Regions from separate parts of the Homo sapiens genome. Here region 2 is linked to region 1. A link is an interaction called in ENCODE POLR2A ChIA-PET data of the cell type or tissue named here. Cell type or tissue: PC-9. All regions are shown on one strand.

The links. ChIA-PET counts read pairs that join two places held together with the same protein. Peaks named below come from ENCODE experiments on the same cell type or tissue, not always from the same donor. Only the 100,000 strongest peaks of a DNase experiment are listed, where the experiment ranks them.
Region 2: POLR2A ChIA-PET joins it to region 1 with 12 read pairs; 4 of 35 experiments call an interaction of 5 or more read pairs at or near these places.

What each region holds. Positions count from the first base shown.
Region 1 is chr11:119,010,784-119,014,783 of GRCh38, reverse strand. CENATAC (centrosomal AT-AC splicing factor) reads right to left here. Exons shown (of 11, transcript NM_198489.3): 4 at 3,954-4,000; 5 at 3,501-3,563; 6 at 2,781-2,845; 7 at 2,530-2,635; 8 at 1,522-1,552. Among named protein-coding and RNA genes, the nearest start is that of RPS25, 5.6 kb to the left of the region's middle. In PC-9, no CTCF peak of the experiment used is centred here; no DNase peak of the experiment used is centred here; H3K27ac peaks cover 1,773 bases.
Region 2 is chr11:118,621,464-118,625,463 of GRCh38, reverse strand. It overlaps PHLDB1 (pleckstrin homology like domain family B member 1), which reads right to left. Exons shown (of 23, transcript NM_001144758.3): 5 at 405-530. Among named protein-coding and RNA genes, the nearest start is that of PHLDB1, 16 kb to the right of the region's middle. In PC-9, no CTCF peak of the experiment used is centred here; DNase peaks (open chromatin) are centred at 123, 2,313 and 2,653; H3K4me3 peaks cover 2,397 bases; H3K27ac peaks cover 3,165 bases.

The sequences.
Region 1 (4,000 bases):
CTGACATAAACGATACACACTTAAATTTGGTGACTTTTGAGCGAAGCCATTACAATCTAGACCCCAAACATCCCCCTGTAAGTATCACTGCCCCCATTAAAATATTTTCATGTCCAGGCAATCGGTGATCTTTCAGTTGCTTTATTGGTTTGTATTTTTTAGGATTTTCTGTGTGTGGACATTGAGGTGGGGTCTGGCCTTTTGTTTTTTTGAGAGGAGTCTCGCTCTAGCCCAGGCTGGACACAATCTCAGCTCACTGCAACCTCCGCCTCCCAGGTCTCGGTTCAAACAATTCTGCCTCAGCCTCCCAAGTAGCTGGGATTACAGGCGTGCGCTGCGATGCCCAGCTAATTTTTGAATTTTTAGTAGAGATGGGGTTTCACCATGTTGGCCAAACTGGTCTTGAACTCCTGACCTCGTGATCCGCCTGCCTTGGCCTCCCAAAGTGTCGGGATTACAGGCATGAGCCACCACGCCGGCCAGGTCTGGACTTCTGAGATTCATCTGTGTCGTACGTATCAATAATTCTGTCTTCATCCTGGAATACTATTCCATTGTTAATCCATTTGCCTGTTGATAGACATCTGAATTGTTTCCAATTTGGAGCTGCTACAAGTGAAGCTGTTCTGAAGATTTGTGTACAAGTCTATGTAGACAGGCTTTCTTTTCTCTAGTTAGGGGTGGAACGGTTGGATAATGTGGTAGGTGTATCCCAAACTGTTTTCCAAAGTGACTGTACCAGTTTACATTCTAAGAGCAGTGTATGAAGGTTTGGTTTTTCTACACTGCCAAACACTTGGCATGATCAGTCTTTAATTTCTGCCATTCCAATACATATGTAGTGGTATTTCACTGTGGTTTTAATTTGCATTTCTCTAATGACTAATGTTGAACATTATTCATATGCTTTTATTGGGTTGTTTCCTTATCAAGTTGACAGTTCTTCATATATTCTGGATATAAGGCTTTTACCGATACATACGCTTTATCTTGGCCAACTTTATTTAAAAAAAAAAAAAAAGTCCGGGCACGGTGGCTCATGCCTGTAATCCCAGCACTTTGGGAGGCCGAGGCGGGTGGATCACGAGGTCAGGAGATCGAGACCATCCCGGCTAAAACGGTGAAACCCCGTCTCTACTGAAAATACAAAAAATTAGCTGGGCGTAGTGGCGGGCGCCTGTAGTCCCAGCTACTTGGGAGGCTGAGGCAGGAGAATGGCGTGAACCCGGGAGGCGGAGCTTGCAGTGAGCCGAGATCCCGCCACTGCACTCCAGCCTGGGCGACAGAGCGAGACTCCGTCTCAAAAAAAAAAAAAAAAAAATTAGCTGGGTGTGGTGGTGCACACCTGTAACCCCAGCTACTTGGGAGGCTGAGGCAGAAGAATCACTTGAACCTGAGAGGCAGAGGTTGCAGCGAGCTGAGATTGCGCCACTGCACTCCAGCCTGGCGACAGAACAAGACTCCATCTCAAAAAAAAAAAAAAATCTCCCAGGGTTTTAAAAACACTGCCCTGGACCTTACCTGAGTGGATGTTACCAACTCCTGGTATATCCTGTAGTTGGAAATGGGAAAAAAAGTGCTAGTTAAAGTCTAGGCATGATTAAAAAAAAAAATCCTAGAAACGATAGACAAAGCACACTTTAAAAGAGGTGGGTGTGACTGCTGCCACAATGCTAATTCTGCACCCCAGCTGATGTTAAACTTTGAAAGCACAGTAAGTCACTCTAAGACAACCCTGTCCTCAGGAAGCTCACAGTCATAACAGTGGAGATGTCTGTAAGTAGAGTGGCTATTACATGCCAGGGGAGCAAAACCTTGCCCTCACAGCATACATATAATTGGGGAAGAGCATTAAGCACAAGTTACGTAAATTACATTTGCAACTTTACATGGTGCTACATCCACTTGAAATAGAGATAACCTGTTCAGATAAGCCTTTTATGAAAAAGTGACATTTGAGCTAACAGTTGAAGGTAAACTAGGTGATGAGGGAAGGAAAGCAGGTTTTAGACAATGGCAACTGCAAAAGCCCGAAGCAACACAATACAGCTGAAGTGTAGAGTAAAATCATAAGTGGTACAATGATTTTCTGTTTGTGAGGCAGGATTGAAGGGGGAGTAGAAATTGCCCAAAGGCTGAATGGAGGCAGACAGGTTAAAATTGACCGCTTGTTGACAGGATATGGGAGATGGAAAAGGAAAGGATCTGCATCTAGTGATTGGAAATATAGGAGTGGTGGGGGTTAGTTTCAGATGCCTGTGGGATATTTAATGTCCTGTGTTGAGTTGGAACTATGAGTTCTACAGAGGGCAAGATTTAGGAGTTGGCACTCCTAAGTGTCAATACATGTGAATAGGATCGCTTTGGAGGGTGAGAAGAGGTCTGAGAACACTACTAGGGAACAGTGAAGGAAGAAGGAAAAGCCTGCAGTGGAGGCAGCAGTGGCTTGAATAGGTAGAAAATCAGGAGAAAGGGGTCCTGAGACCTGAGGGACCATTGGCCCTCTTCTGGCTTGCTTATCCTTTGTACCTGATGGCCAATGAATGTCAGAGATGGTCCTGTCTCCATCCAGTCAAGCTCTGGAGCTGGTGGCAGGTCCAAATTTGAGGGCTGCTGTAAGCTGGAAGCTACTTGGCTGAAAAACATGAGCCAGGCTGCCAGATGAGGTCCTTGAGCCATGAGGGTGGTAAAGATTAGATCTGTTTCCATTTCCCAGGCAAAAGGTTGCAGAATGTTCTAAGATGTCAAATTCCCAACAAGAGATTCCCTAATAGTCTTACCTGTTCATCCCTTTCCAGCTTCTAGGTGCTGAAGAGCCCTCTTCTGGGTCTGGCACTGCCTGAGGCTGAGTTTGATTCAGGAAAAATAAATGTGTCTGGGATGCTTAAGAGCCTGCCTAGGCCATGCCTCCACCCTCCAGACCCCAGTATCACAGGAAGGAAACAAATTAGCATATGGAAGGTACTGCCCATCTTTTACAGACTCTTCCCTCCCTCCCTCCCAGTCCTGTCCACATATTCACTGACTAGGCCTGCCCCCTGGCACACAGGTAAGGGAATTCAAGCCAAGCAGATGAGAATGCAGTCAGAGTTCTCTTAGAAGCACTGGTTCATGGCCGGGCACAGTGGCTCATGCTTGTAATTCCAGCAGGCTGAGGCGGGTGGATCACCTGAGGTCAGGAGTTCAAGACCAGCCTGGCCAACATGGTGAAACACCACCTCTATTAAAAATATAAAAATTAGCCAGGCGTGGTGGCGGCACCTGTAATCCCAGCTACTCGGGAGCCTGAGGCAGGAGAATCGCTTGAACCTGAACCTGGGAGGTGGAGGTTGCAGTGAGCCGAGATCGTGCCACTGCACTCCAGCCTGGGTGACACAGCGAAACTCTGTCTCCAAAAAAAAAAGAAGAAGAAGAAGCACTAGTCCATGAAATGCTGGACCTGGGAATGCCAGGGATCAGTGGATTTGGATACTGGTCTGGATCCTCCGAGGGAAACCAACCTCTAAGACAGACCGAACCACCTCCTGTCGGCTCTGCTCCACCTCACGGATCTGAGCTGCCATCTGTGGGAGAGAGGCTGCTTAGACAGGTACAGGATCATGGGGGCCAGTTTCTTCAGAGGCCTTTCCTTTAACTTGGGCCCTCCACCCCCAGGCGTGGACCAGTACTGGTCTGTGGCCTGTCAGGAAGCAGGCTGCAACAGCACTGCCGCCTGAGCTCCTGTCAGATCAGTGGTGGTGTTACATTCTCATAGGAGCACAAACACTATTGTGAACTGGGCATGCAAGGTATCTAGGTTGCGTGCTCCTTATGAGAATCTAGTGCCTGATGATCTGAGGTGGAGCAGTCTCATTCTGAAACCATCCCCTGCCTGGGTCCATCTGTGGAAAAACCGTCTTCCACGAAACCAGCCCCTGGTGCAAAAAGGGTGAGGGACTGCTACTTTAACTTACCTCCTTGATCACTTTATCCTCCTTTTCTTCATAGGAATCCAAACCTT
Region 2 (4,000 bases), 390 kb after region 1:
CGAGGCCCAAGGACATGATCCCCACCACAGCTTACAGGGAGTTCAACCTAATGCTTCCTTCTGCCCCTCAGGGTACCCTAGAGGGTGAGGCTCCCTGTGGTGACACAAGTGGGCCAGAGTTCCAGACACTGAGTGGCATCCTCCAGGGCAGTGGGGTACAAGCTGGCAGAGCTTGCCATCCCTCGAGGCACATAATTTCCCAATTTTAGCTAAGCAGCACTGCCTTGGTTAGCTCTCAGTGGCCCCACTGCCTGGCATTCTCCACCCGCCCATGGCAGGTGGCAGTGAGCCCAGACCTTAGGTATTGTCTTGCCCTAACACTCCAAGTGTGGCTGAAGTGAGCAAGGAGGAGGACTGCTGCAGGAACACCATCAACCCAGCACCCTGCCCCCGTCGGTACCTACCAGGAACAGGGCTGTAGGGGGGCCCAGGGGCTCGGCCCCCTGCTGGAATCATGCTTTTCATCCACTTGGCTTCAGCCGGGTGGTTAAAGCGAAGGAAGGTGGACTGACCCAGGCACAACATGCAGCCTGCAGAGAAAGCAAACACTTGAAGACCAGGTGTGGTGGCTCACACCTGTAATCCCAACACTTTTGGAGGCGGAGGAGGGTGGATCACCTGAGGTCGGGAGTTGGAGACCAGCCTGGCCAATGTGGTGAAGTCCCGTCTCTACTAAAAATACAAAAATTAGCCGGGTGTGGTGGTGGACGCCTGTAATCCCATAATCCCAGCTACTCAGGAGACTGAGATCAGAGAATAGCTTGAACCCAGGAAGCGGAGGTTGCAGTGAGCTGAGATCATGCCACTGCACTCCAGCCTACATGACAAGAGCTAAACTCTGTCTCAAAAAAAAAAAAAAAAAAAAAAAAAAAAGAAAGGAAGAAAGAGAGAAAACACTTGGAAGGGCAGGCAGGACTGAAGTTACCCCACCTCACAGCACTAGCAGGCTCACCTCAGCTCTAAAGACCCATCCTCATCTGCTCTCAGAGTCCACACAGTCCACACCTGACCTTGCCTGTGCTTGAGATGGGCACCTCCAGGGCTCCGCAGCACAAGACAGAGTAGAAAAAGCACTGGTGAGTGAGTCCCAAGATCTGAGTCCTCGTCCTAATTCCTCTTCTTACTAGCTGTGAGATCTCTGGGTGAAGTAACTTCACCTCTGAATCTAGTTCTCTTAATCAGAAAAATGGGGACAATACCACTGATCTTGTAGGGTTAATAAGACAGTGTATGTGAAAGTACTCTGTAAAAATATATTCAGAGAGGCCAGGCATGGTGGCTCACACCTGTAATTCCAGCATTTTGGGAGGCCAAGGCGGGCGGATCACCTGAGGTCAGCAGTTCGAGACCAGCCTGGCCAACATGGTGAAACTCCGTCTCTACTCAAAATACAAAACTTAGCTGGGGGTGGTGGCGTGCGCCTGTAGTCCTAGCTACTTGGGAGGCTGAGGCAAGAGAATTGCTTGAATCCAGGAGGCAGAGGCTGCAGTGAGCCGAGATCACACCACTGCACTCCAGCCTGGGCAACAGAGCGAAACTCCGTCTCACACACACACACACACACACACACACACACACACACACACACAAATGTTCAGAGAACACAGACACACCTGTCCCCCAACCCCAGCCTGTATCCATGATCCATCTATCTGCCCCTTGGGTAGAAGGGTAGAAGAGTCAGTCTGAGAGGCAGCAACTTCCAGGGTCACAAAAAAAAACTGAGATAGGGAACAAGGGGAAAAACCATGGATCAGTCAGATGAACCGGGGGGGTCCTGAATTTGCTCCCACTCTTTCTTGTTTTGTGACCTTAGGAGAGCTGTGCACTGCAAGTCTAGGGAGCGACCACCACCTTTCTTTCTGACTAAGCACCCTCTGCATGCTCCCTGGTCTCCCCTGGCATCAGGCCAAGACTAGGCCACCAGGCCCGGCCTCAGCCAAGCACATTCCCAGGCAGTAGACACAAGCCCAGTCCTGCCCGGGAAGTGTGAGTACCTGGAGGGGGAGGGCATGTGGGAGCTGGAAAATGTAGCCAGGGGCACCTGGAGTGTGCACAGTGGCAGATGTGCCCACAGGCGCCTAACTGTAGCTAGCAGAACTCCACCTCCCAGCCACACCAGGTGCTGGAGGGCTACTGCAGAAGATACTATGTTGGGAGAAGCCAGAGCCCTGTTGCTCTCTACCACCAATCCTTCCAATTTGTCCACACCCCTGGCCCCCGGCCTCAGCCTCCTGTCTACCCAATCTGGTGCCACTTGGCACCCCAAGCTTCACGCCAGTCTGAGCTAAGACTGGCAGAGAAGTCTACATTCCTGGACGCTGAGACAGTTCAGCTCAGGCAGGCCGCAAGGGCAAGAGGCATCCCAGGCCACGTGAGTACCTTGGCAGGTCCCTTACTGAGAAGCTCAGGAGCCTGTTCCTGGGATCCTGGGCATTGCTTGGGTTGGGGGTTTAGTAGGCTGAGAAGCCCATGGCAGATAACCATAGTGGATAAAGCCACTCACTATCCTGGCATACACAAAGGCCCTCCCAGGCAGCCAGACACCAACAATTCTAAAGGAGAGAGAGGGAGCCTTCCCTGCCAAGTCACCAATCAGAGAAGAGGATCCCAGAGTATTCAAAACTGGAATAAATAATAGCCAACCACACTGTCCACCTAATTACAACCACAGCTGTTTCAGAAAGAGCCCTGTCAAGCCCCTCCCCCTCCATTTAGCCATTTAACAAGCCTACTGGTGATGAGTTCACAGGGTCTAGACAGAGCCACTCAACCCAGGGTCGTGGGTGGTAGGGATCAGGAGCCTGACCACACAGTCCAGGCTGGGAAGGAGGCAGGGAGTCTGAGTGGATTCCAGCCCAGCAGTCCCAGGCCCACCCAAGTAGGATGTAGGCATCTAGGGATCCTCTGCCTGGGCCCCTATAGCTGTGTGTTTTCTGCCCCCTCCTCAGCCCTTCACCCTCCCCGGCATAAGGGGGTGTGGCCATGCTGCCTCTGGGCTATAAATAGTGATGCCAGGCAGCAGAGCTGGATCCGTATTAATAGAGCGGGCAGGAGGGCAGCAGGACTGAGAGCAGCCCAGCTCCTGCCCAAATTAACTTTCTATTTGCATGCAGAAGCTTCAGGCATTGCCCTGATGCTGGCCCCTACAGCCCCCAGGGGTCTGGCCAGCCTGTTTCTGGGAAGAAGCCTCCTCTCTGCCCACTCCCACCCCAACCCGCAAAGGCCAGCCCTTTCAGGGAGCCCAGGAATCCCTGCCCATCCTGCCAAAGTCATGATCAGTGTCCCCCATGCCCAGGGGGGATCAGGGTCCAGCTGTGTGCAGGTGGGTGGAGGAGCTGCACATCTGGAGGGGAAAAACTGGGCGAAGGAGAGGGTGAATCCTATCTGTGAGAGATGCAGAGGAGAAACACCAACACAAACAGGCTCACACTCATACACACTCATAGTAACACAACAGACTTATGGGCGTACATGCTCACACACTCTCAGAGCTACTGTCACTGCCCTCCTGGTCACACAAATAGAATGGATTGTCCAAAGGGAGACCGAGTGAAGGGAATATGGGAGGAAGGGCCTTGGTCCTTCCTATCAGAGACCCTCCTTGGCCATAAGGTAGACTCCCCTCATTCTAACCAGGACTCTTTAACCCCATCTGAGGGAGGTGGGTCCTAAGGAGGGGACTGCCGGAGCGCTGGAGAAGATAAGGTCTACCGGCTGAGAAGTGCCCCCAAGCCCAGAATCCCCATTTAGAAATGTTCAGGGAACACACACAATCGAGTCTCTCAGCCTCAAGCTCCCAAAGAAGGTCAGAGGACCCCATGCACCTCCTCCCGCCCACCCTCCTCAAGACGCCCCTCCCAGTCTGAGCTTCTCCAAGCTTGGCTGCTTGGGGACTGTGGCTGGCCCGGGGCTGAGGACTCACCGCCGAAACCGGACCTCCGGACCGCTCGCCCCCGCTAGCTCGGGCCCTCCAGGTCCCGGGCCCGCCCGGAGCCTT